6 separate regions of the Mus musculus genome follow, and regions 1, 2, 3, 4 and 6 are each linked to region 5. The links are chromatin loops, found by intact Hi-C in ENCODE. Cell type or tissue: heart. All regions are shown on one strand.

Region 1 (5,000 bases), 140 kb after region 5:
ATGTCAAGTATACAATTTACTTTTTTTAGGTTAGAAATTTGACATTAAAAATAGAGCAGGAAACTCAGAAGCGTTGTCTTATGCAAAATGACCTGAAGATGCAGACCCAACAAGTTAACACCCTAAAAATGTCAGAAAAGCAAATAAAACAAGAAAATAATCATCTTATGGAAATGAAAATGAACTTGGAAAAGCAAAATACTGAACTTCGAAAGTAAGTTAATTGATTTAGACTGTTTGATGGAAATTTCTGGGAGAGAGAGAGAGAGTGTGAGTGTGTGTGTGTGTGTGTGTGTGTGTGTGTGTGTGTGTGTGTGTGTATTTTATTGGTATTTATTTAAAATGAAAGCCAGATCTGTTGATATTTTTTATAGTGCCAATACTTGGGAGGGTGAAACAAGAGATTTGAATTCCAGAGCCAGCTTATCTAGCAAGATAAAATAAAATAAATCTGAAAATACAAGCACACATTGTAGCTGTTGGATTAATGACATGATGTGACATGTAGCCTCAGAAAAAGCCTGTGTCAGTGCTGAAGGAATTAGTTTTCTTTATGTGTATTTTTTGTTATTTTGTTGTTACTGTGTATAAAGTCTCACTATGTAGCTGTGGCTGGCCACAACCTCGCAGGAATCTTTTTTCTTCAGTCTCTAGAGAACAAGGGTTATAGGTATGCATTACCACACCTGGCTTGCAGTTGTTGAAATTCTTTTTTTTTTTTTTTTTTTTTTGACAAGGGGCAGCCCAACCTGGGAGCCCCGGGCTTCCTTCTTTCTTTCTTTCTTTCTTTCTTTCTTTCTTTCTTTCTTTCTTTCTTTCTTTCTTTCTTTCTTTCTTTCTTTCTTTCTTTCTTTCTTTCTTTTTATTAGGTATTTTCCTCGTTTACATTTCCAATGCTATCCCAAAAGTCCCCCATACCCACCCCCACAATCCCCTTTTGTTTTTGATGCATGGTCTCATGAAATTCTCCAGGCTGGGTTTGAACTCATGGTCCCTCCTGCCTCAGCCTCCCAGTCGCTGTGATTACAGGCTCTGCCATCAGACTTGTCAAGGATGAGAGCTTTTAAAGGCAATGATAAAGTTAGCACTAGTGTGACAATGACTTGATTTCAGGGATTCTTACTTTCCCATGTGGCTAGGTTAATATGTATGTAAGTTACTAACAAAGACTTTCTGTATTCACAGAGAGCGGCAGGATGCAGATGGGCAGATGAAGGAACTGCAAGACCAACTTGAAGCAGAGCAGTATTTCTCAGTAAGGGACTTCCTGTAGAAGAACTAGGAGAATGGTTGCTTTTTAACTAAAATAGTTATTTATTTCACTTGATGTGTATTCATATTTTAGGTTTAGGCATGTAAGTACACCATGTGTATATCTGGTACCCTGCAAGTCAGAAGAGAGGAAGATGCGTAGCTTTTGTTTGTTTGTCCTTGCTTGCTTGCTTTGGTTTTGGGTTTTAAAACAGCCTTGCTGTCTGTCCTAGGCTGGCCTCCAATTCGCAAACTTTCTGCTTCCACATCTTGAGTGCTGGGATTATAGTAGTTTACCACCACACCAGACAGATTTGGATGGGGCCTTACATGACTCATAAAAAGCAGACAGGGATTGGAATGTAGCTCACTGGTAAAATACTTGTTGTAGGGAGAAGGCTCTGATTTCAGTATGTAGTACCACAAAATATGAAAGAAAAAGTACTGGGCAAAAAAACTGTAGATTGTTTAACAGGAATCCTTTATCCTACTGGTTTGATGGTGTGTGCTTATAGTTGCAACTACCATGCAGGTTAAGGTGGGAAGGTGACTTGAGCCTACAACATTGAGTATAGTCTGTACAACAGAAAGGGAGATACTGTTTCAAAACAAGAAATCAGCTATTGTTGCTAGGACATAATTCTAAGCATATGCAATTACCATTTTGTGAACTGTGTGAATCCTTTTTGAGAAAATATTTTTTTGTTTTGTTTTTTAAGTAATTTATTATGATTTTATTTGTATCGATGTTTTGCCTGCATATATGTCTATGTGAGGGTGTTGGATACTAGAGTTACAGACAGTTGTGAGCTGCTGTGTGGGTGCTAGTAATTGATCCCTAGTCCTCTGGAAGAAGTCATTGCTCTTAACCATTGAGCCCAAATACATGCTTTTGTAATAAAAGGAATAAAATTGCCATATTGACCTTTGTGGGATTCTTGAGAGCACTGTAAAAATATGAAATACTTTTTCTTCCTTCCTTCCTACCTTTTTTTTTTCTTTTCTTTTCTTTTTTTGGAGAAACAGTTTCTCTATGTAGTCCCGGCTGTCCTAGAACTTGCTCTGTAGGCCAGGTTGGCCTCAAACTCAGAGATTTACCTGACTTTGCCTCCCAAATGCTGGGATTAAAAGGGATGTGCTACCACCTCCCGGCAATATGAAGTGTTTTTATGTAGTAGTTCCATTGATCTGTCAACTTAAAGAAAGAAAGATCAGTGTTTTTCGTCACCTCTTTATCCTACCAACCTGTACATTTAACTGGAATTACGTTGTAATACCCAGTTGAATTATTAGCTGATTCTTTTAGAAGTTGAGTATGCTGGGGACTAGACATAGAACATGCAATCTACCATACAAATGTTTATTAATTGGTGACTAGAAAATGGGAAAGCCTACAAAACTTTTGATTTCTCAGGAGCCCAAAACTAGTCAACAGAAAAAATTATATGTATATATTGAGCTTTTTGAATAAAAGTCATGTTCTTGGTAATAATGGGCATGCAATTCTGTTTTGCTGCTTAGACCCTCTATAAAACACAAGTTAGAGAACTTAAAGAAGAAAATGAAGAGAAGACAAAACTTTGTAAAGAGTTGCAACAGAAGAAGCAGGATTTACAGGATGAAAGGTAAGGATGGGGCCCTGTCGCTTGTCTGTAGTAAGTTCTCTTATATAGTTCCTGCTCTGTTTCCCACCAAGTTAAAAACAAAAAATCTGATGAAAGTCAAGTAGACAGAGTTTTGACTTCATAATGAAAATTGATTATTAAAATCCTGTCTCCAAGGGATTTAGGACTTAGCTTAGGTAGACTATATGATTAGAATACAATACCCCCTGAATTCAATCCTGTTACTGTATGCCTAAGTTTTTTATGACATATCTCTGAAATACAGAGACTCTTTGGCTGCCCAGCTGGAAATTACCCTTACCAAAGCAGATTCTGAGCAGCTGGCTCGTTCCATTGCTGAAGAACAATACTCTGATTTGGAAAAAGAGAAGATCATGAAAGAGCTGGAGATCAAAGAGATGATGGCTAGACACAAACAAGAACTTACTGAAAAGGATACTACAATTGCATCTGTAAGTAACATTCTTGGTGTCTTGGGTTTATAATTAAATTACTATGTCATAAAATCTCAGAACCATCTGGGAACTCTCAGTTATAAATTGAAAAGTGACTATTTTTAGCAGATTCTAACAGTCTAACTAAAGAAACATTTCTGAGGAAATACCAACAGAAAGCAGTCAGTCTTGTGCTGACCTACTGAATGCCACAGTAAAGGGGGTGGATAGTTGACAGAGGCATATGCAAGACCTTTGTTTGGTGCAGATAGTAATATAAAGCATAGTCAATAAATGCTTTTGGAATAATGGGATTTTTGGTGAAAGGATCCTTACTACTTAGGTAAAGTGTACCTAGTTTAAGAACCAAATGTGAAAAATACAAACTTGAAGCTATCCGACAGACCTAATACTTACCTAGACAGAGACAGCCTAAATAACAAAGAAAAGATACTTGAAATATATATATTCAGCAGATTAGCATCTAGAATACATACAGAGCCCCTGGACCTCATTGAAGTAGATGAAACCACTCAGAAGGAAACTGTCTAAAAGAGACAGCTCAAATACATGAGTGGATGCTTCGCTTAACTCTTCTCCAGCAAAAGGTCAGGTGAATGCTATAGCTGTGCAGTACTGCTGCACACCATTTCCACAGCTGAAAACAAAAGCCTGACAGTTTCACATGTGTGGAAAATGGCTTTTTAAAAAACTAACAACAAAAAAATAGAGAGTTAAATTCAATTTCTGATAAATTTAAGTATATGGTATAACCCTACGGAAGTCCACACTAAGATAACTGCACAGTGCTTATAGCCCATAATTCTTGTAAAAAGCAAACCCTCACATGTTTCCATCGATAAGCAGTCGTGGAGGGTGGAGACATGGCTCAGTGCTTAAGGCATTGGCTACTCTTCCAGAGTAGGTGTGATTCCCCGCACCCACAAGGCTCATAACTGTCTTATAACTCCACTCTAGTTCCAGAGTATCTGGTGCTCCTTTGTGACCTCCAAAGGCTGCACACATGCTTTAAAGACATTAAGGCAAAACACTTGTATATACAATACATTTTTAAAAATTAAAAAGAGGTGGTAGTACATGCCTATAATACCAACATTTGGGAGTGTAAGGCAAGAGGGTCAGGAGTTCAAGGGTACCTTGGCTCTACAAGTAAGTAGAGGTAAACCTGTAATATGTGAAACCCTATCTCAGCAAACAAACTGAAAGGTGGTACATAAATATTGCCACATATTATTTCATGTATTTATAATGCCATATTTGGTGGGAAGTTGAACATATAAATGGAAGTAAATGGAAGTTGAATCTAAATGAATTACATCTTTTTATATATCAACAGGGTATTGCATTTTGTTGTTCCTTATTTTAATCTTGAGATAGCTCAGAATTCACAATTTTTTTCCTGCCTCCTTTCAAGTGCTGGAATTAGAAACATTCATCACTGTTCCCACATAGCATCTTAGTTCTCACTATCCCTGTCTGCGTGAGCCTTACTATGTTCTTTAGTCTTAAACTTACAGACATCCTCTTGCATCTGTCTCCTGAGTGCTAGGATTAAAGGTATGTCCAAAAGTGTCTAGCAAGTTTAATTCCTTAATGTATTAAATGAGTCATAATTTTAAAAATTACATATATTATTTCATTTGTTTATAATGGAAATTTGCAGTATTTG
Region 2 (5,000 bases), 180 kb after region 5:
TTTACATACTGCAAATTTTTAAAGAATGCACATGTGTCTGTATGTGCACTGCATACTGTGTGTGCAGTACCTGTGGTGACCAAAAGAGGGTGCTAGATTCCTTAAACCTGGTGTTGTGGGCAGTCATGAGCCGCTAGATGTGGGTTCAAGCAACTGAACTTGGGTCTTCTGTAAGAACAAGTGATCTTAACCGTCGAGGCATCGCTCTAGTACCAAGTTTACATATTTTAATGAAGTCTTTTGGGGTAATAGTGCTCCCCCACAAAGGCCATGTTAGGAGGAGAGTGAATGCCCTGCGTCTCTCCTGTGTCCTCACACCACAACCAACACAGGGGGTGGATTCTGCCAGATATTCCAGGGACACCCCAGCTCCCCGGAAGCAATTCTAAAGCAATAGGGAGCACCCTCTAATCCCATTTCTATCTCGCTAGTGACAGTGTCTGATTGACAGCTTGACAACTCCACTCCAATACTATCACCAGTTGCCAGCCTAGGGTTGTGTTTCTGACCATCTAATTAGGTGGACGGAGGCACTAAAAACAACCAGTGAGCATCAGCAGGGTTGGTGAGAACTTGGAGTCCTTGTACACTGTTAATGGAAATGCAAAGTAGGGCAGAAATTGTGAAAAACAGCAGGAGAGTCCCTCCCAACAAAACTAGAACCGGTTCCACTTCTGAAAATTTTATCTGAAAAATGGGAAGCCAGGTCTCAAAGGGAAATCTGCTCTCCTCTGTTTGCTGTGACACCTAACAACAGCCAACATGTGAAAATGATTTTTTTTTCATGGAATAGAATATTACTCTGCCCTGAAGAAGGAAATTCTGACATGTGCTTATGTTTATGTGAATGAGCTCCTTGATGGAGTGACTGCTACCACCTTGAGTCTGATCGCCAGACTAAAGGAGGGGCGAAAAGAAACTAAAAATGCAGCCACCGGCGTGTGTATTTGGAAAGCCTTCATTTAGACTTTTCACAGTTTTAAGTGGTTGCTCAGTAGCCATCTTCCTTCCCACTGGGCTTCAGCCACTCCACAGTCTTTGGTTTTGTCTTACTAACTTCAAACTCACACTGGGCGTACAGCTCTGAGTCATCATACTTGCCTAGTCTACCTACTTCTCTTGGGGTCCAGGAAGCCAGGCCCCCTTGGAACTCTGGGCAAACCTACCAGGCTTCTCCTGGTATCCATCACTGAATGAAACCAGGAAGGAAGCTCCCTACCCCCACCTCCACCCCCAGGCCAGAGTCCCGCCCCAGGCAGTGCCATGGCTTCCAGCTGCCAGCTTCCTCCCAGAAGAGGAGGGACAGAGAGATTGTTGTGTGGCCATAGATGGGACCAGAGCCCTGTCTATACCTATATTCCCAGCTATCTGTTGGGAATGAGGCCCTAGCTGCTTTAGTCACAGTCTGGGTCTAGGCTGGCCTCTCTTGCACCCTACTTCCACGTTCTCCCCCTCTGATCTTTCCATATATTCTGAACTCTTTCCTCTGCACTTTCTCAGACCCCCCAAGGTGGATGGAGATGTGAGAGATTCGGGGAGAAGGGGGGGCAGGACACTCACCAACGCCTCTGGCCTCGTGCTTCGGCTTCCACAAGCTCCCTCCACAGCTGGTCCTGTTGCACACCCAGGGCTGGGGTCCCCTGGCAACCACCGGCGAGAGCCCTGCTTGCAGCAGGGCCATCCCCCAGGGCCGCAGAAATTGAGGCAAGCTGCCTGGTAGGGGGCGGTTTGTACCCAGCGGATGTGGTTCTTGGTAGCCCACGATGTTGGCTGCCCATGGGGGACTGGAGAATCAGGAGAGGGAGAGAAAAGAGAAAGACTGGTTGAGACTTTCTGCCTGAACCCAGGATAACCTGCACAAGGTGCTCCCGCTTCGTCCCTCACCGGATTTCGAGCTCAGAGAGAGTGACTGATGGGGGACAAAAACTCTCCAGGCTGGGGCAGCATCTGCGCCCAGCTGTGTTTTGCAGCCCTGCTTGTGTTGACTGTCGCCCAGGGAACAGGCGACTCCCAAGTGCGCATGCGGAAGGGGCGGACCCACTGTGCGCCCTCCAAAGACTTCGGAGCCACTCGGTGGGGTGCAGATGGTAGGTGCTTTGCCCAGCTCTTCCCCTGGGCGGGAGAGCGGGACAGTGTCTGCTGAGTCTCCAAAAGCTGTGAGTGCTCCGTGTTCCGCAGAGCTGGTGAACTGGAGCAAGACCCTGTGCTGCCCCCTGGTGGAGAACTCAGGGTCCCAGACGAAGGGACGAGAGACCAGGGGCAGGAAGAGAAGACATCTTAGGGTTTTTAATTGCTGTGATGGAATATCATGACCAAAGCAAGTAGGGAAGGAAATGGATTATTTGGCGTCCACTTTCATATCGTAATCTATCGCTGAAGAAAGTAAGGGCAGGGACTCAAACAGGGCTAAAACCTGTAGATAGCAGCTGATGCAAAAGCCATGGAGGGGTACTGCTTACTGGCTTGCTCCCCATGGCTTACTCGGCCTGCTATCTTTTAAAAATTTTTATTTATTTATTTTATGTATGAGTGCTCTATCTGCATGTACACCTGCATGCCAGAAGAGGGCATCAGACCATATTATAGATGGTTGTGAGCCACTATGTAGTTGCTGGGAGTTGAACTCAGGACCTCTGGAAGAGCACCCAGTGAGCTGAGCTATCTGTACGACTGAGCCACTCTCCAGCCCTCAGCCTTTTATGTTTTAGAACCCAGGATCACCTGCCCAGGGATCACACCATACATAATGGCCTGGGCCCTCCCCATCAATCACTAATTAAGAAAATGCCTTACTAGCCCCACCCCTTCACTGGCAGTAGCACTCAGGCAAGCTGGCCCTGCACCTCAACTGGGCAGCATAGTGGTCCTAATAGTGAAGGCAGGGATGATCCAGCCCTAAGGGTAAGAGGGCAGGAGAACTAGCCCAGGCCCTTGAAGGCTGCAGCCCTAGGGAGAATGGGCCACAAGCCTTGACTGGGCAGCACAGTGGAGCTGGCTCTGGAGGAGTGGGAGCACATGGGCCTGCCCAGAGGGCATCAGGAAAGGAGAGCAGAACCTGCCTCCTGCCCATGTCAGCACTGGGTGGTCTAGCTGGAGCAGCGCTGGAGAGCTCTCCCTGGAGGTGCAAAGAAGGGAGAGCTGACTGAGTGCTAACCACCCCAGTTACCACCTGGGCCCAGACCCAGGGCTCTGAATTGGCCCACTCCAAAATCTTTATCATTTGCAGATGGTTGGGACACATGAAAGGGCCAGTCCTGCTGTTCCAAAGCTGCAGGATCTCCATGACACAGAGCAACAGTATGATGACCAGGAGGGGGTCCCAATGAGGATTCAATACTGATGTGTCACAGAAGCCAGAGATCTCCAATCAGACCAATGACTCGTTGCGATGAACATCTGCAAGTGAAGATGTGTGGACAGAGGGATACACTGTGGGACACACGGTGCCACACTGCAGCTTCTATGATGAGATGCTTTCTATGCCTTTCTTGTGTGTGTGTGTGTGTGTGTGTGTGTGTGTGTGTGTGTGTGTGTGTTTGTGTGTTTATTGGGGGGGGGGGAGGTTGCAAGGGCAAAGGGTGGGGAGATAAGTGGGACTGGGGTGCATGATGTGAAATTCACAAAGAATCAATAAAAAGTTTTTTTTAATGGATTATGGAGGAAGGGGGGGGAGAAAATGCCTTACAGCTGGATCTTATGGAGGCATTTTCTCAACTGATGCTACCTCCTCTCTGATAACTGTAGCTTGTGTTAAGTTGAGGTAAACTAACCAGGGCAACAATGTATGTTCCTTCTGAAAGCCCAGAGAGCCCACAGCATCCTGTCATTGATACTGAGGAGCCTCCCAACAACCCCAGGCAGCTTTTGTGGACATAGGTCCTACACAGAGTCACACTGAGGCCCACAGTGGAATCCAGTCTACAGGGAAGAATACAACCGGAGTGACTGTCCAGGCAGCCTGAGTTTAGCTTATAAAAGGCACATCGAGGACTTAAGAGTGGGGGTCCTGCTGTGGACTCCACTTCTGTTCCTTCTCTAGTCCCAAGCAGCCCAACCCCGTCTGTGGCACCAGTGGCTTCTTCATCCAGCTCAGCCAAACTCAGACCCTCCCATCACGCTGTTCCAGGCACCCTCCTTTCTTCCTCGTCACCAGCGATGGGTTTATTGATAGACCTTTCAATCCTTCCCTTACACTCTGTGCCTGACTCCTGTCAGGCAAGGTGTTCCTTCCCTGTGCAGCCAGAGAACAGAAATGGTTAATCAAGTGTAGACAGAGGTACCCTAAGTGGAGGATGCTCTGGTGTCTGGGACTCAGGCAATAGGCCACACCTCTTCTTGTTGTGTGTCAGTTTCCTCTCCAGCAGCAAAGATCCTTAAGATAGAAAGTAAACAACTCATAAGAACTCCAGGAAGTCCCTGAAACTGACCAGATTCACTTTCCTGACAGTAAACAATAGCTGGTACAGAGGGTCCCTCTTAAATGAGCCAAGCTGCAAAGGAGAATTAGAGACCCACCAAGTGGCCTGGAAGAAGCAGAGACCACCAGAGCTGCTAGGAAGAGCCTCGGAACAATGAAGCCACTTGGAAAGCACACTCTCCTACCTGTTGAGCTGCCTGTAGATTGTACAGTGTACACCAGGTTCCCAGCTTTTGTGAGCTGTCCCCCACGCTGGTGTGGTCTTGGGTGATGCAATTGTCTTTGACTTATATCTGCCTCTGTAAGTAACCCCAATAAAACTCATTGGTTTATTGGTATTCATACTTTGGTCTGTCGTGGGTTCTCTATCTGGGGTAAATAGATACATGTCGCTTCTCCCCAGGAAAATTTCCTTACTAAAGAGGCAGCAGGGTTTGGTCTTTACAGATGAGAAGGATTTCAAAGATACAAGAGAGAAGACAAGGGAGGAGGCACAGTTTGGGGCTGGAGGTCGGATGCAGATGCAACCAGGCATGTGGATACTTTGTACCTGATTCTGCACAGAGAGGGCACTGGTAAGTTA
Region 3 (5,000 bases), 130 kb after region 5:
CTCATTATATAGAGCAGGCTGGCCTTGACCTTCCAGAAAGATCCTCTTTCCTTTGCCTCCTGAGTGCTTTAACAGCATGTGACACCACATCTAGAAGACACTGTCTTATGCATTTTGTTCTTGTTAATGGGCAACACTTGTAAATTCATGCAGGTACACTCATACATTTAAAAGATAATAGTACATTTTTTTAAAAAGAGGAATATTTTAAATGATGTATTATTATTTAATAGTTTTTTTTAAATCAGTTTAACTTGCTTTAAAATGTACCTAATTAAAAACTAAGGAAAAGGATTTGAAATGTAATTAGCTATCATTTACTCAAGATTCATTTAATCTTTCTTCATAGTAGTGTAAGGAACACAAAAGAGTTTATTCCTGTAAATGTGTTTATTCTGTACGTGTGCTGTGAATGGGAGAGCAGGAGGCGAGGGAGCGTTCCCTCTGAGTCAAAGTCACAGTCAGCAAGTACAAATCCTATGTTCTTAGAGAGGACTCTAGTAAGTGGGGACAGCAGAAGAATATCATTGTTTTCTTGAAGCTTCTCATCATTGTGACTGAAACTTAGAATTTCTTATTTTTTGACAGATTCAGAAAAAATTATATGCACTAGAAGAACACCTTAGCAGTGAGGTGCAAGCCAAGGAGGAGCTGGAACAGAAGTGCAAGTATGCTGTCAGGCAGTGCATTTTTAACTGAAGTGTAAATACAGTCCTGAAAATGAAAAGCATAGATTAATTATATAAGCACTTCCTTAATTAGTAGACTGCTTTATTATAAATTAGTATTATTTTATTTACTGTTGCTTTTTAAAATTCTTTAGATCTATTAATACTCGCCTAGAGAAAACAGCAAAGGAGCTAGAAGAAGAGGTAAAAAATTTCTGTGCTTTATTAACATTTTTGTTAGTAAAATCTTAGATACCCACATAAATATAAGGTTCTCAGAGTATTATGCAGTTCATATTGGTAAAACCTATCTGTGTCATAGATGAACAAGATGGAAATTACTGTAAGGTGACTTCTCTTACCTAGACTTGTTTTATCAGTTTGAGTTAATTTAGTATGTAGGTATTTCAAGATTTAAAAAAAAATTATGATGTATATATGTCTGAAAATGCCATAATGAAACCTTTACTTTATATACTAACTTAAAAGTTAATTTAAAAGAAAACTTGCTTTTGTATGATGATAAAAGTGGCTGATATACTTTAAAAAGAAGTAATTCTTTTTATAAAAATGTTTGATATTAGTAACATTTTAGGTCCATGGGATTAAGTAGTGATGGTTTGTTAGTGATAGAAAGTTGCAGAAAGCTTAACTGTTAATATAATAAATTTGCAAATATGGAGAACATTACAATTTTAACAAAACAGTGATGGCCTTTTAGGTCTTTTCTTTTATGTGTTTGAGATTACTGATATATTTTGGTTGATTTCTCTGCATATTTTGTTTTGATAATAATATTTGGTGTTATTTCAGATTACCTTACGGAAAAGTGTGGAATCAACATTAAGACAGCTGGAAAGAGAAAAGGCCCTTCTTCAGCACAAAAATGCAGAGTATCAGCGGAAAGCTGATCATGAAGCCGACAAGAAGCGGAACTTGGAAAATGATGGTTTGTGATATAAATTGTTTAAGAAGAAAAATATTGAATATATCTGTTATATCGATGCTTGTAGCTAAAATGCTTTGTTTTATAGTTAACAGCTTAAAAGATCAACTTGAAGATCTGAAGAAAAGGAACCAGAGCTCTCAGATATCCACTGAGAAGGTCAATCAGCTCCAGAAACAAGTAGGTTGGTCTGTGTGGAAAGTGCTAAGTTATCCACGTCTGTCAGTGTGTGTGCTGCAAAGCCCTTAGCTCTTAAGGAGATGATGCCTAGGGAAACGCTTTGAGTTTCTTATTTAAGCAGCTTGTAACAAGTCAATAAATTGATGTATTTTTGTTATATCTGTGATTATCTGTTTGCTTTTGAATTGGATATCAGCTGGATGAAGCTAATGCTTTGCTGAGAACAGAGTCTGATACTGCAGCACGGTTAAGAAAAACCCAGGCAGAAAGTTCCAAACAGATTCAGCAGCTGGAATCTAACAATAGAGATCTACAAGATAAAAACTGCCTGCTTGAGACTGCCAAGTTAAAACTTGAAAAGGAATTTATCAATCTTCAGTCAGCTTTAGAATCTGAAAGAAGGGACCGGACCCATGGATCAGAGATAATTAATGATTTACAAGGTATAAAAAACAGTGATTGATTTGATATTGATAATGCATAATTTTGAAATAACTTTAGATAACTAATGCATTGCTGTAACCTGGGGTTTTTGTTTGGACAGACTGTTGAGCTGTTTAAGAGCACATATTGCTAAGAAGTTCAGTTCCTAGCACTTCCACCAGGAGGCCCATAATTGCCTGTAACTCCAGCTTCAGGGATTCCAACGCCCTCTTTTGGCCTCCTTTGACACTGTACTCACATGCATCAGTCCACCCTCTCACACAAACATATAGACACATAATTAAAGTAAAAATTATAAAATAAAATTAGAACATTACAAGTATTTTTGTGAACAAAAGATGTATTTTCAAATAGTGTCATTTAGATTTAGGTTATCAATTGAGTTCTAGCTAAATTAACTTTAAAGTCCTGTTCTGACAGGTTATAAAACTCTTGCTCACAAATGACAACTCTAAAATATAAGATAGATAATTTTTAATTGAATACATTTTGAGAAAGTTGTTTTAAACAGTGCTTTAATTTTTAGGTAGAATATCTGGGTTGGAAGAAGATTTGAAGACTGGCAAAGCCTTACTAGCAAAAGTAGAGCTGGAGAAGAGACAGCTGCAGGAGAAGCTCACTGACTTAGAGAAGGTAAGCATGGCATGCTGCACTTTGTGTGTAAGAAGAAAGCAGTATGGGGGCTGGTGAGATGGCTCAGCAGGTAGGAGCACTAACTGCTCTTCCAAAGGTTCTGAGTTCAATTCCCAGCAGCCACATGGTGGTTCACAACCACTCATAATGAGACCTGGCACCCTCGTCTGGTGTGTCTGAGGACAGCTACAGTGCATTTATGTATAATAATAAATAAAATCTTTTATTTAAAAAAAGAAGAAGATAGCAGTGTGATTTTAGATGAGAGAAGTGACCAAAATCAGAGAAGAATTAAATAGGTATTTACGAGGTAGAGTATTTCCATATGTACATGGACTCTTTTGTATTTGGACTTGAGTATGCAAACAAGGACTATAACTGATACCATAGAGGCAGTCCTTGGTATGCTGGACTACATGAAGGAAGGGATTCAGTGTTATACTGATGATGCTTTTTTAGAGACCCAGGAGAAATTAAGACTTTAAGATAATTATTTATTCTTTGAGAATTTTATACAATGTAGAAAAATTCAAATTTTGACTGGTATATCTTTAAAATTAATGTAATATAAAATTAAAATATTTCTTATAACAGTTTTTTAAAATATTGTAGAGCTAGGGATTATTTCTAATTAATATTTTATTTTCATTTGTTTATTCATTGATGTGAATATTTAGTGTTTTCTATAGTAGAAATGTCAGAGTGCAGTGTGGCCTTTAATAATATCACAGTCTAATAGGTGGCCATGGTGACACAAACTTTTGATCTCAGCTCTCAAGAGAAGGCAGGTGCGTCTCATTCAAGGCTAGCTGGGGGCTACCTGGTGAGTTCCTGGCTTGACAAAAAAGTGATAATAAAGCCCTAGGTAATTTTATTGCACTGTATGTAAACAAAATGCTAGCTGTTTGGACACAGTATGCCTTTCAGGTGTAGAAATGAGCCCCTGACATGATTGATCAGAGAGGTGGGCTGAGAAAGAGGCACAGTCTAGCTGGAGGATAGCCACTTGAACAAAACTGAGGATAGAAAACAGCAGTGGCTGGTTTGCTTGTTCAGTCAGTAGTTTAGACTATGGAGTCTTGGTCAGCAACCTAGTCCTTTAAGGTTCAGATAATGAATACTCCAGGGTTGTGGGCCATGTGCTCTGTGTTGCAAATGCTTGGACACATGTAGAAAATGGACTGACTTCTGTTAACTTATAATGTGTTTGGTTAGCCATGTAGCTTAGTGGTAGAGTGCTTGCTTAGTATGTCCAAGACCCTGAGTTCAAATTCAACATCACAGAAAAATACCTACTATTTGGGCAGTCAGACATCTGGAAGGTTTGTTGTTGTTGTTGTTGTTTAATGTAGCTAGATTAAAAGCATTACTTTTTGTTTGCTTAAGACAGAGTCTCACTATGGAGGCAAGGCTGGCCTCAGACTTTCAGATATCTGCCTGCCTTTGCCTCCCAAGTGATGGCCATTAGCTACATTTGTAAATTTTGAGAAATAATGTTTTAGGAAGAGACCCTGTATCTAAAGAATATCATCATCCTGCAGCTAGAGAGATGACCTGGTAGTTAAGAGCATTTGTTCTTCTTGCAGGGGGACTCAGGTTTGATTCCCAGCAGTCACAAGGTGGCTTACAACCACCTTTAACTCCAGTTCCAGGGAATCTGTCATCTTCTCTGACTTTTACCAGGCATAAATATGGTATACATACATATACATGTACAGAACAGCACACACACACATTTAAAATAAAATAATTTTTAAAAACGGTAAAACTAGAGGCAGCTAGGGAAACCTGAGAGGTGACAGGACGATGAGAGCAGGAATGCAGTGTCAAACTCATCAGTGGATAGTGTCAGGTGCAGATTAGAGAAATAGAGTAGGAGAGGCTGAGAAATGGTAAGAATAGCACTCTGGTCAGTTAACTGAAATTAAACAGGCTCAATTCAGATCTCAAAACAACAGTGTGAATGGGTGGTAGAGTCCATTGGTTACTATCAAAAGAAGCTCAGATGAAGAAGGAAAGAAAATACTGAACCTTCATAGTGACACTATTTAAAAGTAATTTTAAAAGGTTTTTAAATTCTGTTAATAGTTTTGGAAATGTTTCATAGGAAAAAAGCAACATGGAAATAG
Region 4 (5,000 bases), 120 kb after region 5:
TTGGGACTCACATGGAGAGAGGACAAAACCAACGCTTGCAAGTTATGCTTGTGTGCCCCTCATCAATGAATCAATCAATCAATAATAGAGATAAAGAAACCTTTGTACTTAGAATAAAAATAATCAGTACCCAAGGGAATAATAACTAAGGGAATCCAGCTAGGCAGGTTTGTGCAGTTAGGGGCAGATGAAAGTGTGAGTTCCATTTAAATTTTTGTTTTCAACATTTGTAAGAGGCATTTTGAATTGTTTATAAGACAAAACACAAGACTTCTGATTGATCCATTTTTAAGTTTTCAGTAAACTCTCTTGGTCTATATTTTGTCAATGACAAATCATCAAATTTATTTAGAAAACATTGAACTTATTACATTTTAAGTGATTTTTTTGGTTGTATGTGTGGCATATGCATGTGTGTGCAGGTATACTTGCCTATGAATGCATGAGCAAAAGCTGGCAGTGGATGTTAAATATCTTCTATCTCCACCATTTCATTTTATTTAGATTGTATGTGCTTGAATATGTACGTGCATGCATGCGTGTGTGTGTGTGTGTGTGTGTGTGTATACCTGTGCACCTCCAGGAGGAACCCAGTGGAGGAGGTCAGATGTCTTCTATCACTTGCTACCTTATTAACTTGAGACAGAGTCTCTCACTGAGCCACAACTAGTCATTTAGATTGGCTGACCAGTGATTCCCCCAGGACCTGCCTCTTCCTTGCCACATCCCCCTGTGCTGAGATTACAAGCATATACAACCATATCTGGCTTTTTATTTGAGTGTTTAGGATTTGAACTCAGGTTCAAATCATATGCTATCATTATGCTTGTACTTCTAGTTACTGAGCCATCTCCCTAGCCATCTGTCTTTTATTTTTAAAGCAAAGTCTCTCACTATACCTGGAGCTCACTTGTTTAGCAAGACTGACTGGCCAGTAAATCTCTGGGCTTTGCCTGTCCCAAACACTGCGTTTTCGCCCTTCAGCCTGGCTTTTTAAATTGGTTGCTAGGAACTGAAATTCAGGTTCTCACTGGTGCACACCAACTACTTTTACCCATCTCTCCAGTCCCCAGTGAAAGTAATTCTGAGTAAACTTTGGAAATGAATGCCTAGTCATTGTGTTTTCCAGCACAAACGCATATGAAGCCTCTTAAAATACGACTCTTGGTGCCGTCATGTGACAGTACCTCATAGCTCTAAAGTTGCTTTGATTTGTCATATAATTCTTTCATAATGTGTTACTTAACTTTATGAAGTTTCCATACATTGGCTCCATATCCCTTAGTTTATTGACTTTCATTTTAATACTACAGAATATTATTATAAACTTGCCTTTTTCCCCTTTACCCCTACTCCAAGAAGCTCTGATTTCTTTGATTAGAAATGGTACTTAGTAGTATCTGTATGATTGCTAGATATGCTCATTGCTCCTAATGTATCATGATTTTCAGGCTCAGTCAATGGATAGAGCTAGGAGGCATGGACTATAACACCCAGTATTCAGCCACATGCCCTGATGCTTACATTTGAGTCTCTGTTTCTGTAGATGATATGTCAAGTGCTACTACTTATCACTGATATATCTGGTTGAAGTCTAACACCATAGGGTCCAGTCTAGTCTTTCTCTTCTCTTCTTGTAATTTCTTTCAAAGGCTAAAAAAAACCCCAAGCAACACCCTCTGGTTTGTATTAGCTAATTATAGCTTTTTTTAAAAAAAGCTTGTTTAACCCTAGTGTATGTTTAAAATTGTTTCATAATTGTTGTCCTCACTACTGTGATAAATAGATTGCTTTTTGATTTGAAGATGTCCTGATAAAATAGCTAGTTTTTCCAAAGCTCCTTGGATTATTTTTTTTCTTGCCTTTCATCGTGGTTATATTACTCATGAAAAAAAAAAGTCCACCTTTCACTTTTTTATATGTGGAGCTTCCTCTGGTTTTATGAGGATTTTTTTCTACCTTTTTTTGTCTCTTCTGGCTTTTAACAGAACTGTAAAGTACAGGGTAGTCGTTGATGGATGGTAATTGTAGGAGCTGAGCACTCCCTTCCTTGTAGTGCAGTATTTGTCTAGACTTCTGAAAACCCTGGGTTCAGTTTCAACACTGTAAAAAAAGAATAAAGTGTGGGTCCTGTCTTTTAATGTCACTATCTTATTCTTCTTGTTGTGTAATAATCCGCAGAACTATTTTTCTGTTACCATCTCATATTCAAATTATGATGACTTCTCTTCTCAATTTGCTGGTATATTTGGAGAAATATACCAAATTAAGGATACATAAAATACTATTTTTGAAATTAGTTTCTCAGTTTAACATGCTTTCTTTATAGCATTTAAACATTTGTACAAATCATGGCCACAAAACACATTGAAGTTTGTTTTCCTCCAGGGAGGCTTTTTGTTGTTGGTTGTGGAAGTAGTGTGTAGTAATGGGGAATGAACCTTGGGCTTTGTACACTAGGCAGACTCGCTTAGCATTGAACTATGTCCCTAGCCCTAATGTCTACCTAGCATGTTAGTATTTCTATAGCTTTCTTGTGAGAAATGTGGTGATGCACCATTAGCAGAGAGAGGAAGTGAAGGGCATTTGGATTAATATAGACAATGTTTACAAGTTAGACAGAACTTGGTAGCTTTACCTTGCTAGAGCGATTTCACTTAGCAGAGAGCACTGTGATGCTTTGTGCACGTGTACTGCATTGCATGCTCGCTCTCTTACTCTCCTCCCTTCCTCTCTCAGGAGGGACGATTCTTATCTTTGCCAAAAGAGACTAGAACTAGGGAGATGGCTCAGCTGTCAAGCATGAGGATCTGAGTTCAGATCTCCTAGTAACTGGTCACTAGCTCAGCCAGTTACTGATCTCCTAGTAAATGGTCACTAGCTCAGCCAGTTACTGATCTCCTAGTAACTGGTCACTAGCTCAGCCAGTTACTGAGCTCACGGTTCATTGAGAGACTGTCTCGGATAATAAGGAGGAGAGTGATAGAGGAAGGCAGCCATCATTGACCTATGGCTTACACACACACACACATGAACATGTACATGTTATACATATACATACACACTCTCTAAGAAGGTACTCACAGAAAGTATCTTACTACCCAAGAAAACAGAACGCAGGTAAAGGTGTTGAATCATTTTGCCAAATATGTTGATAATACAGCTACGTACTAGAAATATGTAAACCTAAGATGCACCAAACCTTTTTGGTCTTTTAGTTTAAATATTTACACTTGATCTTAGCTAAAAGGCTGAGAAGCGATTAGTTTAAATATTTAATACATTTTCTCAGTCTGCTCATGATAAACTGTGAACCAGTTCTTAATACCATATCTAAGCTGAATTGTGTATTGCCATTGTAGACACTTTTGTTTCTTTCCAAAACAGCAAGCTGCTTTCCTCCTAATGATTCTTTCCCTTTCCCCATGTTACATCATTAAGATCTCATTTTGTAGCCCCTTACTTTAGAACGTATGAAATAAACAACAAAAGTTGTCAGTTTCTGTAGGTTTGGGAGCCTACTGCCTTTTCCATTTTCCATGGATGAAAACTCATACCTGGCCTCCCTGATGCAGATATTTCTATGCATTCAGTGGTGTATATAATCCCTGAGTCCTGAAGTAACGTCAGCAGTTGTGTTCTATTGTAAGTGATAGGTGGCACTGTCTGATAATAAGTCAGTTGTCACTGTGTGTTCACCCTCAATGTTTGGCTTTGTTTTTCACTCTGTTGTTTACCCAGACAGGCATGGTGCATTGCGACACAGCAGTTGGAACTCCCGACTACATATCGCCCGAGGTTCTGAAATCACAAGGAGGTGATGGTTACTATGGGCGAGAATGTGATTGGTGGTCTGTAGGTGTTTTCCTTTTTGAGATGTTAGTAGGTAAGTTAATATTTGAACTTGTTTTGTTTTCAAAACCCTTTTCATAGCACTTTATAGTTCAGTCAAGAATTGGAGAATGTGGACTGGAGAGATAGCTCAGCACTTAAGAGCACAGTCTGCTCTTCCAGAGGTCCTAAGTTCAAAACCCAGCAACCACTTGGTGGCTCACAGCCATCTGTAATGAGATCCGATGCCCTCTTCTTGTGTGTCTGAAGACAGCTACAGTGTACTTATATATAATAAATGAGTAAATCTTTAAAAGAAAAAAAAATTGGGGAATTTAAAGAAATTGCCATGTCAAGGGAGGGATTTCTGAATCCCTGAACTAGAATCTGATGTAAACTGGTGACATGGCTTAAGACACTGATTCTCATCCTGTGGGTCTTCTCCTTTTGGTGGGTAGGAGGCAAATGACCCTTTCACAGGGGTTGCCTAAGACCATTGGAAAACACAAGATATTTACATTATGATTCATAACAGTGGCAAAATTATAGTTATGAAGCAGCGACAACAGTAATTTTATGTTTGGGGGTCACCACAACACGAGGAACATTGGGAAGGTTGAGAACCATTGGTGTAAGGGGTAAAGGCATGTGTGGAGCCTGATGATCTGATCTCCAGGACTCCGTTGTGTGTAGAACACATGCACACGTTAGTATATAAATAAATGACGTAGAACAACATCAAAAGAAATAGTATACTGTATGTTGGTAGGAAGTGTTTCTCTAGTAGATCCTTTTCTTATTTTTCATAAGTATTTTCATATAACCCATACTGCCCTCAAACTCGAAATCCCCTGCCTCAGCGTCTTGTTAGCTAGGATTGCATTGATATGTGTCACTACTCACCAGTGTTCTTTTAAAATTAAGGCAGTATTAGAGCAAGAACAAATTCACAGATTTTGTAGCCCTTCACTAATCTTTTAATCTGCTCTCCTGGAACTGAGCTGGAATTATAGGCAGATGTGAGCCCCATGGCCGGGGTGCTGGGAGACAGCTCTGGAAGAGTCAGCCACAAATAAATACCCTTAACTGCCTAGCCCTTGCTCCAGACCCAGTAGTTTATTTATTTTGTCTGCATGTGTCACAAATGTCTATGCTAGGAACTGAATTTT
Region 5 (5,000 bases):
CTACAATTGGAACCACAAACTTCTTGATTTTTAAGCTGCCTACAGAGTCATCATGTCCCAGAAGATTGGTGGCATGCCTCAAAGCATTGTGGGAAAGTACAGACTTTCATCTGGCAACAGATCAGTTCACTACAATGTGATTTGGTCCTGGTGAAGTTAAAAGCATTATTCCGCTTTTTGTGAGCAGATTTTATAATGTGTTTCTGTGTGCAGCCTTGCTCTTCAGTCAGAGGGCCTTACCTCCTGTGCATTGTACCCCGCCTCAGCTCTCAGCCCGCCTTCCCAATCACCTAGCGCTCTCTACCTCAGTGGGTAAGTCACTTACCTCTCTGTGCCTCAATTGCCTCAGTCATTTACCACTAGACTGTGAGCTCCGTGAGAGACAATTGTTCATAGTGGCTCCCAGCGCCTTGTACCACGCCTAGTCCAAGACAAGTGCCCAGTGAATGTCTAGCAAACTCGTGAGTGAACGAGTGCAATGTGGGGCTGATGGAACCTGGATTGTTGGTATACAGGAGTCTGGGAAGCATCGTTAGTTTGGTAAACCTCTCCTGCTTTACAAAAGATTTGAAGCAGCTTGAAATAACAATCATGTATACAAAGTAGAGATTCAAAATTAAAGTATTAAAAAAATAGTGCTGCGTGCCTGTGTTTCTTCATCACACAGTGTGAGCCTTGCGATGTCCGCTGCTGTGGATGGAACACAGGGCCCCCAATGGAGGAGCTAGAGAAAGCACCCAAGGAGCTGAAGGGGTCTGCAACCCTATAGGTGGAACAACAATATGAACTAACCAGTACCCCCAGGGCTCGTGTCTCTAGCTGCATATGTAGCAGAGGATGGCCTACTCGGCCATCAATGGGAAGAGAGACCCCTTGGTCTTGCAAACTTTATATGCCCCAGTACAGGGGAACGCCAGGGCCAAGAAGTGGGAGTGGGTGGGTAGGGAAGCAGGGTGGAGGGAGGGTATAGGGAATTTTCGGGATAGCATTTGAAATGTAAATGAAGAAAATATCTAATAAAAATTTTTAAAAAAGATTCCTGGAAACTTCGACATTTGGCCTCCAGAGGTTCCTTCTTATGTATAAAAAGTTGTTTGAAATTAGCCAAAGAAAGGCTTAGAGCAGTGATTCTCAGCCTTCCTAATGCTGCAAGCCTTCAACATAGTTCTTCAGGCTGTGGTGACCCCCAACCATAAGATTAATTTTGTCTCTAATTCATAGCTAGTGTTGCTACTGTTATGAATTATTATGTAACTACCTGTGTTTTCTGGTGGTTTTAGGTGACCCCAGTAAAGGGGTTTTGGGCCCCTCCCCCAAAGGTGTTGTGACCCACAGGTTGAGAACTGATGGCTTAGCAGATGCTGCGTTTCTAAGTTGGACTGGTGAAATGTCTTGATAAGACAGGGAACAAAGCCAGAGAAGTAGCAAATGGGTAACATTTACTTCAGACACCTTGGACAGAAGGGAAAGCTGTAGAATTAGGTATTAATTTATAAATCCGACTGTGGGGTTGCTTCCTGCCTCGATGGCTTATCTTCCCAAATGAAAGACACACACACACACACTCACACAGCCTTTATATTTTAATATGCCTTACGTAGTATAATAGCTGGGCTGCTGCCTAGCCTCCATGCCAATAATCCCCAGTTACTGCTTACTAATTCTGTATTCTCTATTGGCTGCTCTGGACCCAGTTGGGTGCCCTCTGAGCCGCACTCTCCCGGCTCCTTCACATGGCAGCCATGCCTCTCTGTCATACACTCATCTTTCTCCTCCACACTCTCCCAGCATGGTGGATCTCCTTCCTCTTTCTCCTCCTGGTCCCAAGCCCAGGAATCCCAAATCCCGCCTCTGTCTGTCCTCCCAGCTGTTGGCTGTTGTTATCTTTATTTACCGATCAGAACCAACTGGGGACAGGTTCCCAGAAGCTACATGCAGATCTTCTCATGCAAACAATTTTGGGGGAAACATAATTTGCATTCGTAATATAAGCAGCTACAGAAAGTTCTGGCATTTGTATGTTAAGGTCTTCCTCCAGGAAGAGCTGAGCTTTGTAGAATGCTCGGGCAGATCTTGGTTCATGTGTGATGGTTAGAACCAGGCGAGGAGAGGATTTCATGTGATCAGAGTATCAGCAAAGAGGAGGGTTCTAGGAGAAGGCAGGTCTGGAGAACACAAAAGAATAATGAAAGAAAGGCAGCTGTGTAAGTAGTGGCTCGGGCATCCTTTGGAAATGCTAGCACTGACTGTGATCCTCTTAGGAACCTGACACCAGACAAATCCTGACCCACCAGCGACTTGAGTACCAACTAAATGAAGGAGTCCAAGTCCAGCAGAGGTCCAAGGTCTTAACACGGCTTCTATTCCCAGCTGTAGAAGACTGATAGAAGCTGGAACTGGGAAGAGAGCTCTACCTCATGCCTTCCATTCTACTGCTCCCAGCTAGTAACCCAACATGCAGCCAGCAAGGGAAGGATAGGGGTGTGGTTTGCAGAGCCTCAGTCCAGGGCCACAGATCAGGAAGTACAAGGGTGAACGCGGCCATGAGAGACAGAAGGAAATGCTGATAGTCAACATTCCTTTCCCACTCGGGATGGCTCCACGGGGTGGCAGTCTCGGCTCAGTCCCAGGCTCACTGCCACAGACACATCTTACTAATAGAAGTGACTGATTCAATCGATAAAATACTCTGGTGGCTCTCATACTGGAATCCTAAGTTGGTTTGAGTCCAAATTGATGTGGACAGACATGAATTGTTTCTCAGAGCACCCACAAGACACAAAAGCCACTGTTGGCCTTGAGGCCCGAGAGGCTGACTGCATGGAACAGATCCTCTGCCAATCCCCGTGAGGCATGAAATGTGTCAAGTTTTTAGCTGCAATATCACCTATCCATCTTACCTAATATATGTGGGGACAGCAGCCTTCTGCAGCCCAGACATAAGGAATAATCTCGTCAGAACATTCTCATTAAGCCAGAGTTTAAATACATCCCTTGGCAAACTTGAAAGTGCTGTCAGTTGCTTCTAGTCAACAGGGTTGAAATAGTGACCTCTCAGTAAAATGAGGCAGAATCCAGTTGTCCACTCATAGTATGAGTGGAATCCAACACTGTGTGGTGGTTGCATTCTATCCAGGAGTTAATTATTCAGATTCTAAATAGATACTGCTAGAGAATAGCACGGCATGGATTTTCTTTTTGGCTTTTTGAGTCAGTTTCACTGTGTAGCCCTGGCTGTCCTAGATCTGACTAGACCAGGCTGGTCTCGAACTCAGACATGCGCCTGCCTCTGCCTAAGGCACACACCACTACCCTCAGCTAAACATGGATTCTCAACAGGTGTTTTCAAATTCTCTCATTTTGGTTAATGAGAGAAATGCCCTGTAAGCATAGGACCTATTTTGATTCTCAGTGCATATATATGAGCGCGCACGCATGCGCGCGCGCACACACACACACATGGAGGAGGAGGAGAATATAAGTGAGTATCAGACACTAAGCTGATGAGATAGCTTATCTTCTTGCAAGCATGAAGACTTCAATTTGGTTTCCAGTACCCACATAAAAAAGGTTAGATACAGTGGTGAGCATTTATGATCTTATGGGTGAGGAGGCAGAGACAGGAGGAACCCTAGGACTTGCTGGCTAGCAAGCTGAGATGGCCCAGCAGGTTCCAAGCCAGTTAAAGGCCCAATTTCAAAACTAAGGTGGACAACACTTGAGACATGAAATCCAAAGCTAACCTCTGCCTTCCACAGTGCACATGCATATGTGAAGACATAGACACACAGCAGACAGTGTTCTGTTTCTGTGATTCGACTGTTTCCCTCCTCCAGCGGGGGGCACTGTTTGGGAAGGCTGTGGAACCTGGGAGGTGTAGCTTTGATGAAAGAAGTTCTTTGATCACTGGGGATTTAACCTCACTATGACAGCAATGACAAAGTGACTAAGACTCCTGCCTATGAGCAAGGTTCTGTCTTCCAGAACCTACTATGCAGAGACTTCTATTGTCACATGGGTCCTTGAACAGGAAGCAGCATCTAACTTAGATGTCTTAGTAAGACATATGGGCAACAGGGTTATAGATAAACCCATCCTTGGTACCAAGTACAGTATCCTTCCATCTTACACGCGTTCTCGACCGGCCAGGAAAGACGCAACAAACCGGAATCTTCTGCGGCAAAACTTTATTGCTTACATCTTCAGGAGCAAGAGGCAAGAGCCAGAGCAAGAGCTCTATTGCTTACATCTTTAGGAGCCAGAGCGCAAGAGAGCAAGAGCAAAAGCAAGAGTGCAAAAGGGCAAGAGAGAGAAAGAAAAAGAACAAGAACAAGAAAGCAAGAAAAAGAACAAGAAAGCAAGAGAGAGAAAACAAGAACAAGAGAGAGAAAAAGAATGGCAAAACCCCGTCCCTTTTAAGGAGAATTATCCTCCGCCTAGGATGTATTACTCCCTGATTGGCTGCAGCCCATCGGCCCAGTTGTCATCACGAGAAAGGCAGAACACATGGCGGGAAAACTGCCCCTGCACGTGTGCAGATTATGTTTACCACTTAGAACACAGCTGTCAGCGCCATCTTATAATGGCAAATGTGAGGGCGGCTCCCAACACTTCCAGGGAAAACCACAGAGGCAAGTTGGTAGAAGAAATGAATTACTCAGAAGCTAGAAGGCTGTGCTAGCCAAAAGGGACATTGAGGTAACAAAATCAGTCATAAATCCAGAAGTGGCTACAGCAAGGATACCATAACCCAAGTGTCAGAGAAGAGTCTCCACACAGCTGGCTCTTAAACTCCAGGAATAGAAGCCACATAAGACCTTGGACCTCTGCTGGACTTGGTCTCCTTCATATAGGTGGTGCTCAAGTCTGATGGGTTGTGATTTGTCTAGTGTGCATGTCGCTAAGAGGACAAAGTCAGTGCCAGCATTTTCCGAGGGATACCATAGCTACTACTTACTGAAGCTGCTGGGAGAATCTGGAAAGGAGCTGGCATGAACTTG
Region 6 (5,000 bases), 110 kb after region 5:
TTGATAGCACAATTTCTTCTTTCTGTGTGAAATACTTTATCTCGTTAAGTTGAAAGTAGGTTAGGTTACCACAGAGGATAATGTTAACAAATTTCCACAAATAAGTTTTCATTCTAAGAGTAACTTTGATATGTCACTGAAATGCCATAGCATATAAGAAGGTTCTGGAGTCAACAACAGTATGGAGCTGGAGAGATGGCTCAGCAGTTCACTTGCTGCTGTTCCAGAGGACACTGGCTCAACTTCTAGCATAATAATGGGGTCTGTACCTTCAGTTCCAGGGATCCAATGCCCTCTTCTACCCTCAACACAAGCACTGCACACACATGGTACACACACACACACACACACACACACACATCAGCAATACAAGAGAGGGAGCTCAGTGGTTAAGAGCATTGGTTGCTCTTAACCAGTGGACACAGGTTTAATTCCTCACACTGTCTGTAACTCTAGTGGCCAGGCATCTGACACCCTCTTCTGGACTCACGGCACTGCACTCATGTGGTGCACAGACATATATGCAAGCAAAACACCCATATCCATAAAAATTTTAAAATTATAGTTAAAAAAGAATAAATAATAGGAAAAAGGAGTAGCTTCCCCTCTAGGGCCTATGACCTCAGTAGTAAAATGTTAATAGACATTTTTGTGTGGAGTATCTAATACTGAGGAAGAAGAATAAGTGTTGACAACCACTGTTTCTAGCTACAGGATATTGGTTTCTGTCATCCAGGTTTTAGTTCTCTCAGGTTGGAGTAGTATTAGTAGCAATGTAACCTTAGAACATTTGTGTTGATACTCGATTGGGTTGAATATTTGTGTCCCTTAGTGTGGTGCTGACTGAGTAGTGGGACCATTGTTAACTTTCTTGTCAGGTGTCTAAGTGACCTTTGCTTTTAAATAATCAGGTCTTACTGATTTTTAGATATGCATAAGTACTTACATAGGACCACATTGGCAATATCAGATTTCATGAAAAACAACAGAAATTTCTTTTCATATCAGTTTTTGGAAGGTTTGGGAGCCAGCTTATTGGTATCTTACATATTTTGATCATTAGAAACATTTGAGACTGTTGCAAAAGTGTCAGTTAAAAATCTTCCCTGAAGCCGGGCATGGTGGCTCACGCCTTTAATCCCAGCACTTGGGAGGCAGAGGCAGGCGGGTTTCTGAGTTCGAGGCCAGCCTGGGCTACAGAGTGAGTTCCAGGACAGCCAGGGCCACACAGAGAAACCCTGTCTCAAAAAACAAAAACAAAAACAAAACAAAAAAACAAAAAGCTTTCCTGACTTGCAAGATGGCACAGTGGGTAAGGCTGGCAATCTAAATTTAAATCTTTGAACTTGCATAAAGGTGGAAGCAGAGAGGTGACTCCATAAAGTTGCCCTCTTATCTCCAAAGTATGTGTGCCCTGGCGCCCCCCCCCCCAAGAGTAATACTAATTAAAAACGATAGTGATTACAGGAATGGCTCAGTGGTTAAAAGAGCACTTGCCTCTCTTCTTCCCAAGCTGCTCAAGCCACACAGACACTCAGAGTCATAATTAATGTTTCCTTCATCCCTTGTGTTTACGTTTTTAGACAACGCTATAGTTTGTGTTTTTACACTTAGTGTCTCCTTTTCTCAGTATTCATTGCTTTACTTTCATCCAAGCTATCTCATATATGAACCTCTGCTTTCTATTCCTCTTCTGCTTGGTGTTTCATCAAAGTAGTGTTGATCTCAAGTTGTGAAATACTAATGGAGAGAATATCAAGACCGTGTGTATTAAATACTCTGTGTATGCTCACCTGGACTGATGTCACTATTTGGAGACATTTCCTCATATTTTTATATCTTTATATTCTTAGGTACCACATCTATTCCCAATCCTGGTGTAGGAACATTGAGTCAACTTTAGGGGCTTTGATATCATATGAGTTGGTTTTCATTATTTCTGCCTCTACCTATGTTGAGTTAATGAAAGACAATTCTAGATGTCATGTAACTGTGAATCCCTTTCTGCTTAGTTTTTAAAATTAGTATGATACCTTTATCCTGGCATTCTGGCACCTCTTGAAATGTCAGCATTCATGGGGCTGGAGAGATGGCCTAGCAGGTAAAGTTGAGGATGCCAGAGTGCTTGCCACCACTCTTGCTGGTTCATAACTTCATCTCCAGCTCTAGTGGATCTGATGCTCTCTTCTGGCCTCTGCAGGCACTGCAGTCATGCCCACTCCTACACACACACACACACACACACACACACACACACACACACACGATTCTTAGCTGTCCATTCTCACTTTGTGCTTTTTTTCCCTATGTGCCTTTTACTCCTAGTTTTTTTTTTAAAAAAAACTATGCCTCTCAGTGCTCGTTTTAAAGGAAAATTTCAGAAATTAAAAGTTTCTCTTGTTTTAACATTCTGTCTGAGTGAAATTTCTTCTCCATATCTTAATTATTGTTATTTTATTTGTAATATTACATCTTACCTTGTAGTTTATGTGTTGATATTTTGATTTCTTTACACTATATATTTTTTTTAAACAAGAACTGTATCTTTCAAAGTATTTGACCCTCTTACCAGTAATTGATAATCTTCATCCAAAAGATTCATCCATACCCCAGGATACTGTCTTCTTCAATAAAGAACATAGCTTAAACGAGTATCTGGAGAAGCAGAGAGAAAAGAGCAGTCTTTCCCATATAGCCACTGTCAGTTCATTCCTGCACTGCATGTATGCATATGCATATGTGGTTCTCTAATACTGTACACGTGAACTCAGTTGTTGTTTTTTTTTTTTAATGTAAAGCTGGATCTTACTCTTTATAAGGTTCTTTCTGAGCTGTAAAAATTACTCCCTCCTTCTGATGTTTTCATAGTCCTTGTATCTGCTATTCAGTCTTGGCTGCCATAACAGAAAGCATGAGGACATTGTATTACTTGCATCTTTGGTGGAGGCTTCATTAACATCAGACATTACTCCAGGTTAGTCTAATATACAAATTGAATTTTCTTATAAAAATATAATTTTATTAGTAAAAAATAAATTTGAAAGCCTCAAATGACATGTCTTAGAAAGAATGATTATAAAGTTATCAACAGAGTTCCAAGAATATCCTAAGCATGTTTGTAAGCTTCATTTAGAAATATGACATCTGTTTAAGTCAGTCTGTCAGTCTGTCTGTCTGTATGTCTTACAAAGAAGTACATTTTACTGTAGAAAGTATGTGGTGTGGAGAAAAGAGAAGTTGCTTAAATTCCATCAGCTAGGGTATAACCATGATTAATGTTTTGTATCTTCCCCCCTTTTTAAGGGGAGGGTGTTTTTTTCCTCCTGCACACGTATTACTCAATTGGATGATGGTTTGTAGTCAGTGTATTTTTAAATTTAAAAACAAGGAATTTGACAATCTTTTTTTTTTTTTTATAACCAATAGAACTGATAAGAGAAGTGTTTTGTTTTTGGTCCTCTAAGTACGAAGACTAGTAACAGGGACACATGCATAACTTCATATTAGAATGAACCTTATTCTGTTCGTGGTGGAGTTAGGTAATTTTTATTGACTGTATTCTGTATGCTAAATTTATAGTCATTAGTTCTTATTTTGTCTTTGCGTTGTAATTTAGAGGAATTAAGTAAATTTGTCACCTAGTTCATAAATATCTCTGCTTTTGCCCAGGTTTGTTTACATCTGAATCCATGTTTTTAAACATTGCTGTTCAGTGTGATAATTAATAGCTACTGTGTCTGACTGTTTGTTCATGTATTTGTCCATCTATATTGAATAGAGGAGAAGGAGCTGGAGAATAAAGGGGAGTCTACAGAGATGCTGAGGGAGCTTATGATAGAATAACTCAGAGACATCCTCAGAGGAAGATGAGTGGAAATCAGCTTTCCTAAAGTAGCAGCACTTTATTAATACTACTTTGTCACATCACTGCTAATGAATTTTAAAGGTATGGTGTAGACATTTGGCATGAATAAGTCTAATGTCTGTGAGTTATATCAGAGATGAGAAGTAGTGATTCCTACCTTGTGCTGTGAGCCAGTAATTGTCCTAGCCCAGCGTTTAAATGAAATTCAGCCTTTTAGCCAAAATATTCTTAATGTGTTCAAAGTCTTATAGATACTGCATAGAAAGAGTAGCAGTCTGTTGAATTGACTGGTTCATCATTGTGCCCCCCACTGGGCAGTTCCACAGTGAAAGCATGTTTCCCTTGAAAGCAGCTTAGGAAGCAGGCTGCAAACAGCACATCTGTGAGATTGTCTAGAGCACAGGGAACTATAGACTGGAGAGTAACTGCACCACCAGTGAAGACAGTAAACATTTTCTCATTCAGAAGTCCTCTTAGGACTTAGGGCTACAGTGTATACTTTTTATTTGACTGTCTTATTTCCAATAGTTAATAGATAACTTTTAGCCTCAGGTCTTAGCTCCACTATACAGCAAAATTATCAGAGTTTTGTATGTCATGGTCTAAGTATAAATAATGAAAATAATAACAGAAATTAATTGACTCTTAATGCTCTGTGGATATTTTTTCTAATGAAGTTAGAGAGCATACAAAATTCAATTTGTTTTTAGAGTAAATTAAGGCTTGAAGGATGGTGTAAATATACATAGGGAGTGTGTTAACAACTTCTAAAAATTTGTTCATAGCTTTTTGATGATTATTTACTTTGAGTTAATCTGGTTATTGAACACAAGTCAATTAGAAAGCTAGTATGCTTGCTGTGGTATAGTTTTCTACCTTTACAATTGTCATCCTTTAATCCTTGACTTCTGCTCTGTGTTCTCATATTTTTTTCTGGTGCATAAATACATTTTTACTGTTATATTAACTTCATGTCACTATGGAGATCTAGTAGGGATTGATTGCTGTTATTGCCTAGTAACAACTCAGAAGAGGAATACAAGCTACAGCTCTTGTTACCACATAGTTACCTCTTGGACTTACCATTTTCATTGTAATGTTACACCATTTCAAAATACTTCAGATTTCAAAACAT

The links. Peaks named below come from ENCODE experiments on the same cell type or tissue, not always from the same donor. Only the 100,000 strongest peaks of a DNase experiment are listed, where the experiment ranks them.
Region 1: a loop joins it to region 5, with 3 times the contacts of the local background. A loop is called at or near these places in 9 of 42 quality-filtered maps.
Region 2: a loop joins it to region 5, with 3 times the contacts of the local background. A loop is called at or near these places in 13 of 42 quality-filtered maps.
Region 3: a loop joins it to region 5, with 3 times the contacts of the local background. A loop is called at or near these places in 11 of 42 quality-filtered maps.
Region 4: a loop joins it to region 5, with 3 times the contacts of the local background. A loop is called at or near these places in 11 of 42 quality-filtered maps.
Region 6: a loop joins it to region 5, with 3.0 times the contacts of the local background. A loop is called at or near these places in 9 of 42 quality-filtered maps.

The regions. Positions count from the first base shown.
Region 1 is chr12:16,965,439-16,970,438 of GRCm38, forward strand. Rock2 (Rho-associated coiled-coil containing protein kinase 2) reads left to right here. Exons shown (of 33, transcript NM_009072.2): 20 at 30-214; 21 at 1,186-1,255; 22 at 2,773-2,876; 23 at 3,142-3,328. Among named protein-coding and RNA genes, the nearest start is that of Gm22303, 28 kb to the left of the region's middle. In heart, no CTCF peak of the experiment used is centred here; no DNase peak of the experiment used is centred here.
Region 2 is chr12:17,009,568-17,014,567 of GRCm38, forward strand. It overlaps 2410004P03Rik (RIKEN cDNA 2410004P03 gene), which reads right to left and starts at 2,160. Exons shown (of 5, transcript NM_001201332.1): 1 at 1,885-2,160; 2 at 1,561-1,784. The coding sequence starts at 1,778. In heart, CTCF peaks have their summits at 70 (motif pointing right), 2,235 (motif pointing left) and 2,438; a DNase peak (open chromatin) is centred at 2,084; H3K4me3 peaks cover 831 bases; H3K27ac peaks cover 771 bases.
Region 3 is chr12:16,956,638-16,961,637 of GRCm38, forward strand. Rock2 (Rho-associated coiled-coil containing protein kinase 2) reads left to right here. Exons shown (of 33, transcript NM_009072.2): 12 at 589-668; 13 at 824-872; 14 at 1,482-1,617; 15 at 1,703-1,794; 16 at 1,991-2,237; 17 at 2,765-2,871; 18 at 4,979-5,000. Among named protein-coding and RNA genes, the nearest start is that of Gm22303, 19 kb to the left of the region's middle. In heart, a CTCF peak has its summit at 2,402 (motif pointing left); no DNase peak of the experiment used is centred here.
Region 4 is chr12:16,944,717-16,949,716 of GRCm38, forward strand. It overlaps Rock2 (Rho-associated coiled-coil containing protein kinase 2), which reads left to right. Exons shown (of 33, transcript NM_009072.2): 6 at 3,742-3,886. Among named protein-coding and RNA genes, the nearest start is that of Gm22303, 7.2 kb to the left of the region's middle. In heart, no CTCF peak of the experiment used is centred here; no DNase peak of the experiment used is centred here.
Region 5 is chr12:16,826,118-16,831,117 of GRCm38, forward strand. It overlaps E2f6 (E2F transcription factor 6), which reads left to right. Exons shown (of 7, transcript NM_033270.2): 7 at 1-635. Among named protein-coding and RNA genes, the nearest start is that of E2f6, 18 kb to the left of the region's middle. In heart, CTCF peaks have their summits at 2,618 and 3,841 (motif pointing right); a DNase peak (open chromatin) is centred at 2,554; H3K27ac peaks cover 229 bases.
Region 6 is chr12:16,931,373-16,936,372 of GRCm38, forward strand. The region is part of intron 3 of Rock2 (Rho-associated coiled-coil containing protein kinase 2); the gene reads left to right. Among named protein-coding and RNA genes, the nearest start is that of Gm22303, 6.1 kb to the right of the region's middle. In heart, CTCF peaks have their summits at 2,138 (motif pointing left) and 4,176 (motif pointing left); no DNase peak of the experiment used is centred here.